Regions from separate parts of the Mus musculus genome. Here region 2 is linked to region 1. The links are chromatin contacts, found by Hi-C or POLR2A ChIA-PET in ENCODE. All regions are on one chromosome and are shown on one strand. The core of a region is the stretch at or near the end of the contact, and the rest is flanking DNA. Distances in the headings are between cores, read along the strand shown.

The links. A loop is a pair of places that touch in the nucleus more often than their neighbours do. ChIA-PET counts read pairs that join two places held with the same protein, here RNA polymerase II (POLR2A).
Region 2: a map of left cerebral cortex shows a loop between it and region 1 (8-fold over the local background). The contact joins the promoter of Msl2 here to the promoter of Pccb in region 1. A Hi-C loop is called at or near these places in 14 of 37 maps with a recorded cell type or tissue (adrenal gland, gastrocnemius, heart and 2 more). POLR2A ChIA-PET finds 5 or more read pairs at or near these places in 5 of 5 experiments (Patski and embryonic stem cell).

Annotation. Positions count from the first base shown.
Region 1 is chr9:101,031,296-101,036,797 of GRCm38, forward strand. Pccb (propionyl Coenzyme A carboxylase, beta polypeptide) reads right to left here and starts at 3,589. Exons shown (of 15, transcript NM_025835.3): 1 at 3,374-3,589; 2 at 561-680. The coding sequence starts at 3,562.
Region 2 is chr9:101,072,818-101,078,499 of GRCm38, forward strand. It overlaps Msl2 (MSL complex subunit 2), which reads left to right and starts at 1,945. Exons shown (of 2, transcript NM_001100451.2): 1 at 1,945-2,603. The coding sequence starts at 2,462. It also overlaps the pseudogene Gm46140.

The DNA of each region.
Region 1 (5,502 bases), core at 2,339-4,838:
TATGAAAAGCAACAATCTGGTTTCACTGACCTCAAAGACTCAGATGTATGTGGTGCATGTCTGTGATTCCTCTCAGGAGGCTAAGGCCAAGAGGTACATGAGTTCAAGGCTACCCTGGGCTATATAAGGATCTAAGGCAGCCTGTGTGGCATAGACAAATTGGAAAAACAAAACAAAACACAACAATAAAAACACCTAAATATAGGCTCAAACTTAAGAAGTATCAAGAGCAACAATTGGCCTGCATTTAGGTGAGGGCCTGGTTCTCAGAACCCATCTGAGTGACAGTCCGATGATCCTTCTTCCAAACTTGTCATTCTGTATGATGAGGAACAGAACCTGCAACCTGAGCCTTTAGAAACTGAACTGGAGTTACACTGCAGAGAATAAACAGCTACCCACAGTCATCTACAGACAAAGATGAAGCTAGGAGAGGAGCCGAAGGCACAGTGGGTCTGAGATGAAAGCTATATGGACTCTTTGCTCTGGCGGGATGGCCAGCAAGCCACAGGAAAGCCAACAAGCCACGGGAAGTGTTCACGCCACCAGATGGAAGATACCTTATTCTTATCAGCAGCCATTCCGAAGTCGGCACATCTGTGTTCCACAAACATGTCGCTCTCCATGAAGCTGCCAGGATCCAGCAGAAGACTGATCCGCTCCCTGGCTGTTAGCTTCCCCTACAACACAAGGATCTGTTGGTGATGTCGCCACAGATGAGTTAACAAGTAAGTAAGACCTGCTGGCAGGAAAGCCAGGGGCACAGGCTTTTCGCCTTTGCCCCAATGTAAAAGGCTCCATTCTATCAGTTCTTGCCCAAAGTAGACAGGCACTAGTAATAGACTTTGTTTCAGCCAAGACAGCAGGGTAGATGGGGTGCTCCGGAGCTACCTGCCTGTGCAAGGAAACCCACGGAGGAAACTGAGGCAAGCTTAGGGAGGGTCAGAGATTTACGGGCTCTTTTCAGAGAAGCACACTTCAGCCAGGCACAACCCTTCCCCTCCAGCTCTCCACCTCCATGCCAGGGCACTAATGGGTCCTCCGCCTTCACGAGGGCTTGCCCTTCTTCTATCCTAAATAGGAGTCTCTGCTTAAAGACACCAAAACTGTCGAAGCCAAGATCCCCATAGCAGGGCTCTGTGGAGTAAAGGAGAAGGTGCGGAGTGCTGGAGAGCTTCTTGGGTTGGGGGTTGTTTTCAAGACAAAGAAAAGAAAATGGCTGGAGATACAGTTCAATTGGTAGAGGGCTTGCCTATTGTGTACAGAAGCAATTCCCAGTACCACAAATTATGGTGGCGCATGCATTTAATCCCAGCACTCGGGAGGCAGAGGCAGGCGGATTTCTGAGTTCAAGGCCAGCCTGGTCTACAAAGTGAGTTCCAGGACAGCCAGGGCTATAAAGAGAAACCCTGTCTCAAAAAAACCAAAAAAAAAAAAAAAAAAAAAAAAATTAATGAATGCCTCTATTATCAGAGCTGGGAGGTGGGGTTGGGGGTGGGGCGAGTTAGAAGTAGAGGGGTCAGAAGTTCAGCATCATCCTTGACTGCAAAGAAAAGTCAAAGCCAACCTGGGCTGCATGAGATCCTAGTTCAAAATGTCCTTTCAGATGAATTTGAATCCTCAATCTACCAAAAGCCTCCACCTCTTAGGCTCCCAAAACCTCAAATCTATAAATTCCTTGTCCTACTGTGTTAAGAAAACAGCACATATACACATTAAACAAACAAGAAGAAAAATTTTAAAACTTTAAATTAGATATTCTAATAAAACAGTAAAGCCGGGCAGTGGTGGCGCACGCCTTTAATCCCAGCACTCGGGAGGCAGAGGCAGGCGGATTTCTGAGTTCGAGGCCAGCCTGGTCTACAAAGTGAGTTCCAGGTCAGCCAGGGCTACACAGAGAAACCCTGTCTCGAAAAACAAACAAACAAACAAACAAAAAGTAAAAGCCAAAGAGGCTGTGGAAAGAGGCTGTGGAAAACAAATGTACTTTGGGGGGAAATAATCTAACAACTACGGAGATAGACAGATAGATAGATATATAGATAATAGACAGATCGATAAATTTTAAGATATTCATACTTTCTGGTCCTCTTTTAGGACATCTGATTCACGGACATAATGAAAAACTTGCTTAAAGGGAACACAAATTAGCCTCCCAACTAAATAAACTCTGACAGCAGAAAACCTGCTCTGAAGGCCTTAATGTAAGAGCATCAGGATCTTGCCTGGGGTGCAATAGGCAACTGAGCAAGGGTGTCCCAAGAGAAAGGTTACCAGAGCAGTGACAGGCTTTCCCAGGGAACTTAATAGCCCTTCAGAGGGACCCCAAGGGAGAGAGGGCTTATGGCTCACCATAAACCTTACAACCACATTTACATCCCTAAGTGTCAAGAGGAATAAATAGTTTTCCTTGAGCATTTTTCTTTTTTCAAACCTAACTCAGGACATCTGAATCAACATTTGACCCAGATTTTCACACACTTGGGTAAGACTTGCATGCCCTTCACAGGAGCCCTTCCCTTAGGGAACCTTCATGTTAACTTATCCAGCTCTTCTGCCTGGACTCACTCAGTTGTCAAGGACACACTGGGCAAGTCTGGCTTCAAGTCTAGGGTCACCTCTTCCAGCTTCTGTTGTTTTTTGTTTTTCTGCTGCTAAATGACCTCCCCAGAAGAAGCTCAAATGTGATTCCCGCCTCAGCTGCTCTCAGCAGAGTAGCCTGAGAGTTTATAGAAAGTCCACCTGCTTCCTATGCAGCAGATCGATACATGAACCTCTCAAGAGGCCAACCAGACTTCCTCGGTCACAGGCGTCACAAATCCCCAGCACGCAGGGAGACAACACACCAGGTTAATGTGAACATAACCAAGTTTTTTCTAATACTTCGTGCCTGGGTTTTACTGCTTCCTTCCCCGAGAAGAGGGAAGGGAAAAAAAAAAAAAAAAAAAAAACTGTCATAAACACTTTCAGGCAGCGGGAGAACAATCCCGTCTTTTAAATTCAGAGCCTGTGGCCGATTAACGTGGCAATCTTATTCAAACAAGACCTGGAAGACATTATTCTGTTTACGGTGCTTTCTAAAGACCACCTTTCCCAAAAGTTCAAAGCTGCTAAGTGGAGCGCAGCTGGAGACCGGTCACATCCATCCATCCATCCGACGACCAATGCCCACCACCACCGCCTGGGGACCTCCCTAAGTGGTGCAGATGTCTACTGACACCCGAGGGGGCTCTAGGTTCTCCAGGTGGACGTTCTCGCCGCGCCCCTCCCAGGCGCAGCGCCTATTGGCTGGGAGGCTCGTGCGCCGCGAGCCCGGCGCGCTGTGATAGGGCGGGAGCGGAGGGGGCGGGACGCACTGGCGCCCGTGACTCACTCGCTTGTGCTGCGCGTCGATGCGGCGCTGGCCTCCTCCCAGCAACGCTGCATGGCGCTTGTTGTCGATGCGCTCTTTAACTGAAACCGGCTGGCTGCAAAGGCCGCGGGTCGTGATGCCGAGGCCGCAATTCAGAACGCTGAGCCTCGCTCCAGCCGCCACCGCCCGAATCCTAATCGCCGCCGCCATTTTTTTTTTTTTTTTTTTTTGACTGCCAGCGTGACACACACTGCACCTCAGGACGCATGCGCAGAGAGCGTAGACATTGCGAGTCTGCGCCTGCGCGTCGTCGCTGGCCCTAAAGCTGGTAGCAGTCACAGGCTTGCATTCAGGCTCAAGGCGGTCCTGTTCTAGGAAATACCTGCCTCTCAGCTCTGTGCCCGTGTAGCCACACAGAACAAGGACTTCATTCCTCGTTCTGCGTTAGCCATCTAAACTCCAGGCTTCGTCGACCCTCTTCCCCCCAAAAATGAATAGATAATGAGCTCTGACCAACTTTTACCAAATGCTGTGCCAGGTTTTGCTCTTAAAACTTAGCCTTGAAATAATTTATATCCAGATTTCAGAGATGGGATACACAGGAACAGAAGTAGGTTTGTATGGCGTCAAGACTGAAATGTTTTGTGAGCTACGTATTGAGCTCCAGAGAGGGTCTCTTAAAGGGGAGAGGAGCTGGGAAGCTACTTGGCTCAGTGCTAAGTTAAAGCCTTTGCCAGCCTGAGTATGAGGACCAAAATTGGGGTCCCCAAACTCAGTACTCAGCCAGAGTAATGAGTGTCTGTACAGAGAGGTTGCCTAGGTGAGATAGCTGACAGAAATAAAAGAATCCCAGGAAGCTCACGGAACAGCCACCCTAGCATGTACAGAAGCAAATGAGACCCAATTCTCACACAAATAAGGGGACCATTGACACCCCATGTTGTCCTGTGACTTCCACATGTGCACGCCCAAACTCTGATACACACAAATTATTTGATGTTTTTTAAGTTTGTGACGAGACACAGAATGGTGAAGTAAACTTTTAGAGACCATTGTGCTAGGTCTAGGCTCCATAGGGTTTTACAGTAGGGGAGAGAGGTTGGCCTCAACCCCGAATACACCAAAGACAAGATGTATCGGGGAGGGAGCTCAATGGATAGAAAATTAATAGGGAACACAGGGCAAGGAGCAATCTGACAAACAACGTTTGCTTGGTTGAAGGCAAGCCAGGGTGCTCAGACATCATTTGGGGGACAGTGGAAGAAGAACCTTATCAAATATGGAGGGCGATCCCTCATCAAGGGTGGAAGATTCTGGCATAACTGACTTAGCAGGATTCTTGGCAAAGCTACCCTCTAGAAGAGAGGACCTGGGAGCCAAGGTCAGTTCTATTCAAGAGATGCTCAGTAGAGCCTGACCGAAGTTTGGTCAAGAAGAGAATCTTGTCAACACAGCGGCTTTGGCATTAGCTGGGAGGAAATAGGAAAAGTAAACTAGGAGCAGACTGCTCGGGCTCAGACCTACTAATCAGAGGGGATGCAAGGCGGCGGCGGGGGCGGGGGGCGGGGGCGGGGGGGGGGGGGGGAGGCTGCTGACCTCTTAGCAAGGACCCTTTAGTCAGTTCAGATGCTAACATCTGAGAAGTGCTGCTCCAGTGCTTTCGAAAACTCTACTATGAATGCTTTCTCATCTGTTTACCCAGCGAAGTGGCAGGTCTTTAAGGCAAAGTACAAGGTGCATATTTCTCATTCTTAGCCAAAAAATAAAAAATAAAAAAATAAAAAAAGCCTGCCAGAGTTGATTATTAACCCTTCCTAAATCCACCTCACTCCACCTCTCTGCAGGACTCCCACAGAGTTCAAATTCTGGCCTGAGACTTTAACGTTAATGTCATTTTATTTATTTATTTCATTTACGTTTTGAGGCTCTCTCTCTCTTAAACTGGCCTGGAACTCATGATGTAGACAAGATTGGCCCGAAATTCAGAGATCCACCTGCCTCAGCCTTTCAAGTACTGGGATTAAACATGGCTGAATAATCATCTTTGAGCCACCTACTTGCCGCAAGTTGTGTTTCTTAGAACTGTTTCCCTCAACATAGACAGAAGCTGTCCAAGGTCTGAAGACTCCTGACTGGGCAAGGAACTCCTA
Region 2 (5,682 bases), core at 695-3,194, 40 kb after region 1:
ACCTTAGAAAATAGCTATCATAAAGAGAAAATGGCAGATGGAGCCTTTAAAATGAGCTAATTTTAGAATACATATCGTTTCCCACGTGTGACTACTAAATACATCCTCCACAGCTTACTCTGCTGATATATAAAATTAAGAAGTTGGATTCTTACTGGTACTGTATGTTAGGCTTTACTAAAAGAAAAACAAAAAAACAGAATCTGTCTTCAAGTCGTAAGATTGTTTGTGTTTCCTTGATAACTTATGGGCCAGTCCCTAAAATTAGCATTTTGGTATACCATAAGCACACATATGTAAAAGGTTTGCACACCTCATAAGCTTCACTTTGTGAACGTGTACAGCGTTAGTATGTGCAAAAAATATCATGTCGGAAGAGCAGTTTCTATTTGTGCTACCCAAAAACGGGTTTGTATTTTGAGAGGGGAGAATCACGCTGTTAGGCTTTATTTATATCCAAGTGTCCTCAGCCTTCTGCAAAAAAGGCAAAAGCTTTGTGTGTGCGTGTGTGTGTTTTAATGCAGAACAACGAAGGACTCAGACACTTTCGGACTCTACAGAACCAGAGCATACATCGCGGGCTGTGTCCACGCACAAGGGCAGGCTCGCTGGGGACCTAGAGGAGTGGCTTTCAAACTTGTGGGCCAGCGCCTAGTCCACGGCCCGCCACGCGCTAGGTTCCGGGAGGAGGCCGGCGAGGCCGGGGCTGGGCTGCCATCCTCCCACTGGGGTCAACTCCGGTCCCCGAACACCCTCCCCCCACCTCCGCCCCACGGCGCGACGCGGGCAGCCCACGCGAGGGGAGACCGTGCCCGCTACCCCAATTCACCACAACCCACACGCCTGGGAGACCGGATTGGAGAGCACGTGGGGGAGGGGCGGAGAGCGCGTCCGGCTCGAAACCGAGCATGCTCCGTGCACGGAACCGTAAGTGGCGAGCCAGACATGCGCAGTGAGCTCGGGGTGTGCTGGCGGCGGGGCAGGGCGGGGCTGGCGTGAGCGGGCTAATGTGTTTATCCGGTTTTCTGGGTGGGCGGTCAAAGCGCACGCGTAAGGGCGAAAGGCGGTAGGGTCGGGGTGGGTGTGTTGGGGGGGTTTGTGCATGCGCAGTGAAGCCGGCAGCGCGGGGAGGGTGTGGAGGGGGCTTTTAGAGGAGAAGCAGGGGAAAAGGGAAGCGGAGGGAGAGGAAGGGCGGGGGGTGGGGGTGGGGAGGGGGGGTGAGAGCGCGCTGTGCGCATGCGTACAAGGGCTAGCGACGACGGCGGCGGGGGAGGCTCGGGGATGACAGTGTCTTTGCCCGTTGGGGTAACGGTCGTCGTTACCGGCCGGGCCTGAGGCGCCGCACCATCTACTGCGGCCGGAGTAGCCCCGGCCCAACGGAGCTAGAGCGGCGCGAGAAGAAGCGTGAGGGCGGCCAGGCGCGAGGGAGGGGCCTGCAGCGGGCCTGGTCGTGCGCGCTGGGTGGCGGCGGCGGCGGCCTGGCGGGGTGAGCTCGCTTAAACCGCGGCTGGGCAGGCAGGCGGCGGCGGCGGCGGCGGCGGCGGCGGCGCAGCACCGTGGCAGTCGCGCTTGGAGGAGTCGTCCGTGCCGTGCCGAAAAGATGGCCGGGCTGTGAGGGGGCGGCGCTTGCGCTGGTGACCCCAAGTGTGCGGCTGAGAAGCGGAGGGGCGCCGCCGTCGCCGCCTGCCTGCCTGCCTGCCTGCCTGCCTGCCGGGCCTGCTCCCCGCCCCCTCCCGCCGCCGGGCCCCGCGCGCACTTCCTCCCGGGCCTCCCTTTCGGGCGGGGGCCTCCCTCCCGCCCGCCTGCCGCGCCAGGCGCAGCGTGGGCCCCGCGTCCGGCATGGCGAGAACGGCAGCGGCGCGCTCCCGCCGCAGTAGCAGCAGCAGCAGTAGCAGCCACAGCAGCAACAGCAACCTCCGCCGCCGCGGCTGCTGGCACTAGACCCGGGAATCCGACGCCTGCGCCGTAGTCCCCACCGTCCCGCTGCCTCCGCGACGTCGCTGCGATGGAGTAAGGGCCCCGCCGTCGGAAGAGAAACGTGTGGACCGCTTGGACCCCACCGGGCCCGCTCCCGTGCGCGCCAGCTCCACCCGGAGGTGCCTCCGCGGCCGGACATGCTGCTCGAGCGCAGGCCGCCCGCCGAGCCGCGGGGCTAGAGCGAACCCGGAGCCCGTCCGGAGCACCCAGCCGCGGCCGTGTCGGACGAACTCGATCGCTGATTTCGCTTGTCTCTCTTTGGTCTGCAAGTCTCAGGGACAGAGGAGGGGCGCCGAGGCCCCCATGTGTGGGAGGATTGCTTCAGCTTCACAAACTTGCACGGATTTTGGTTGCTGCTTTGGCCAGGGGTTCTGCTCAGATTTCTTCCGAATTGTTTTAAATTCGCCATTGTTCCCTGGCTGCTTACAAACTTGGATCCGGAATTTCTTTTCAACCGGGAGCCATTGGTGTCGAAGTGTCTGCAATGAACCCGGTGAATGCTACTGCTCTCTACATTTCCGCGAGCCGCCTAGTGCTCAACTACGACCCCGGAGACCCCAAGGCGTTTACAGAGATTAACAGGCTCTTGCCTTACTTCCGACAGTCCCTCTCGTGCTGTGTTTGCGGTGAGACGCTTCTTTATTGTTCCCCTTTCCCTGCTTGTTTTCTAAAGTTCCTTTGGCAGTAGTAACGTGAACGGTTGGCCGGCCGGTAGTTCGTCTTAAGGGGTGGTACTGTGCAGTAGTACACGGTCGTTAGTTTTGAAAGTCGCCCAGGGACTTTTGCCCGGCGTTTCAGAAAGGCCGAGAGCCTTTTTCAGCCACCTTTGTACGGAGGCTTTAACGTTCAAAATGGTTTTATTTCGCTTTGACACATCTTTCTGGTGTTTTATTTTTTTAAAATACATTTTAAAAAATTCTTCGACGGCTTCACACGTATAGCGGTGATGTCTTAAATGGGGTTGAAATGCCAGCGGCATGCTGCCTTCTTTTTAAAACCTCTGCTGCGGGAACTGATTGAATACCATTGTCATTAAATGTGGTCAAACATTGTTAAGAAATATGCACTGCACTCGTGTTTTGCAGAGGGTGGATGGTATAATCTTGATGCACCTCCAGCCAGAGACCTCAGTGCCCCAGGTTCTACAACAGATGGTTTGAAGGTTAGCACTGACCTAATGAAGCTGATGGTACTTTTTAGTTGGTGAGATCTTTTTACAGACTAGATTTTCTGTAGTTTTAATGTCAGGTGGCCTGGCAGAGTCGCATTGTTTATTTACTTGCTTATTTAAGACAGGTTCCTACTATGTAGCTTAGGCGGACTTCGAACTAGTGGTCTTAGTGTCTCAGTCTCTTGAATGCCGGTATTTCAGGCATGCACAGCCATGTCCCGTTTCAGAGGATTATTTTAAGATTTTTTTCAAAGGGTATTAGCCCCTGTCGGTTACAATACTTAATCAATCGTAAGAGATGAGTGAAAATATTGTCTAACTGGAAAGTGTTTAAAGGGTGATGACTCGTGTTAACTGGGCACAAATAGTATTTGACACTCAGAAAACCAGAACGATTATCCTCTGTCCCTCTTGAGATGGTATAAGTCCTCCGCCTATTAGAAAACGAGACGTTTAATAGAAATGAGAGCAACAAGGAAGTACTGATGATGTTCTCCACTTACTGTGTTGGAGGCTTTGTTAACCCAGACTCTCTGTTCAGTCACAATTTAGACATTGAGGCCCTTGAAGTGGAGATAGTAATGGCTGAGCCATAGAAATGGTATTCAGGATTCATCCATCATTTTTGTATAGCTCAGGGCCGGACTCTGAGGGGTGCCAAAAGGGTGGAGATTGGGTTTTTCCTGGTTAGGTACTTAATTTCGTAAGCGTTTAAGCAACCAAGTGATTAAGCACTTGCCTTGACGACTAACACACAGTACTTACAGGGAAGCAGTCGCTCAGAGCAGATGACTAAACCGCTGCCTTAGGCCTCAGCGTCTTGGTGTGTGAAGTGAGGGCTTTAGGGCTAGGTGCTGTTAGTTTGCTTTCAGTTTAGATAAAGCCAAGGGGAGTGGACTGAGAATTTGCTTGGTTTAATGGTATTCTCTCTTGCAGTCTCATTTTTAATTTTTTAGTGGCGCTGGTCATCAAAATCAGGGCCCTGCCTCTGAGTTCACTTACAGAGCGTGTAAGCTTGAGGCTCTGGTGTGGCCCAACTTCTCCCTGACATGCCTCCCCCTTTGTTTTTGAGGAGGATCAGTAGGTTTGTTGAAGTGGTAAAGTAGGGGACAGACAGGTCAGTAAGGTCATGGCCATATTATTCTGTAGACAGTTGTACTTAGTAAAGGCATTTTCAGCTAACACTTGAAAATATGTTAACCCTCTTTACCAGATGGGCAGGTCTTAGCTCTGCTAGAAAATGGTGATTGTGGACGGTGCTTGGAACTTGAAAACCTTTGCTTTTTGCATCGCTGAGTGGGCAGCCCAGGGCTTTCAAGGGCCAGATAAGCATCCTGCTCTACACTATATTCTATCTCTCTCTCTCTCTCTCTCTTTCTTTTATTTTTCCGAGACATGTCTCACTACATATACTAGGCTGACTTCAAACTGATGAAGATCCTGCCTCAGTCTTCTCAGTGCAAGGATTCTTGGTGTGTTCCACCACGCCAGGTGGGATTTTAAATTATTCAGAGATGGTTTAACTAAGCATGGCCTTAATAATTTAAACATGGATTTAAAAAAGACATTAAATATAAAGTCACATTAAAAAGATTACTTTTATGTGTTTGGCTGTTTTGTCTGTGTGTGTGTGTATACACTGTGTGTGCTGTGCCTGAGGAGGTCAGAAGAGAGTTGTATCCCCTGGGAATGGAGTTCCTATTATGAGCTGCCATGTAGGTGCTGGGAGTCAAGCCCTGGTCTCCTGAAGAACAGTTTGTGCTCTTAACTGCTGAACTATCTCATTGGCCCTGAAGTTCCACATAAGAAGCCTATTTAATACTCAAGTCTTGGCAACACAATTGATTTTATGACTGTTTAACTTAGTGATTATTCTCTTTGGCTCTTGTCTCCTTTCCTTTCATATTATGGAAAAGGTTTGTGGGTTTTACTTAAAATTGGGTGGCCTTTCATGACATTTTGATAATAAGAGATACTGGTCTAAGTTTTTCCCCCATACCCCACAAGCCCATGATTATGAAGAGAAGGAGAAATTATTTTTATTCAGCTCTAGCACTGCTTATTTTTGTGCCAGGTGCAATCCTATAATTTTTTTTAAGGTCAAAAACAAGCTCACTAATAATATTCATGTGCAGTTTTATTTCATGAAAATAATAAATATGTGAAAATTAAATTTAATTCTGTCCTGGTGCTGTAAATAGGATGTTGTATTTGTGGTCAATATTCCACAATAAAATAGATGTTTTTATTTTGTTTTTACCTTTTTAAGCATGTTATTTATATTTTTCTTCCTTATGTTTCTTCCCCACTTTCTGGGGCTTGAACATGGGACCTTGTGCATATCATATACCATGGGACCTTGTGCATATCATATACATGTATAGTTGACTAGCTTGAACTAGGTCCTTAAACTAGTGACCGTCACTCCTCAGCCTTGTGAATACTTGCCACTAGAGTCCTGCATCCGTAGGGCCTGGCTTCCCTAAAGTTTCTCTTGCCTTAAGATAATGCTCACTTTCTGTAAAGGTCCTAAA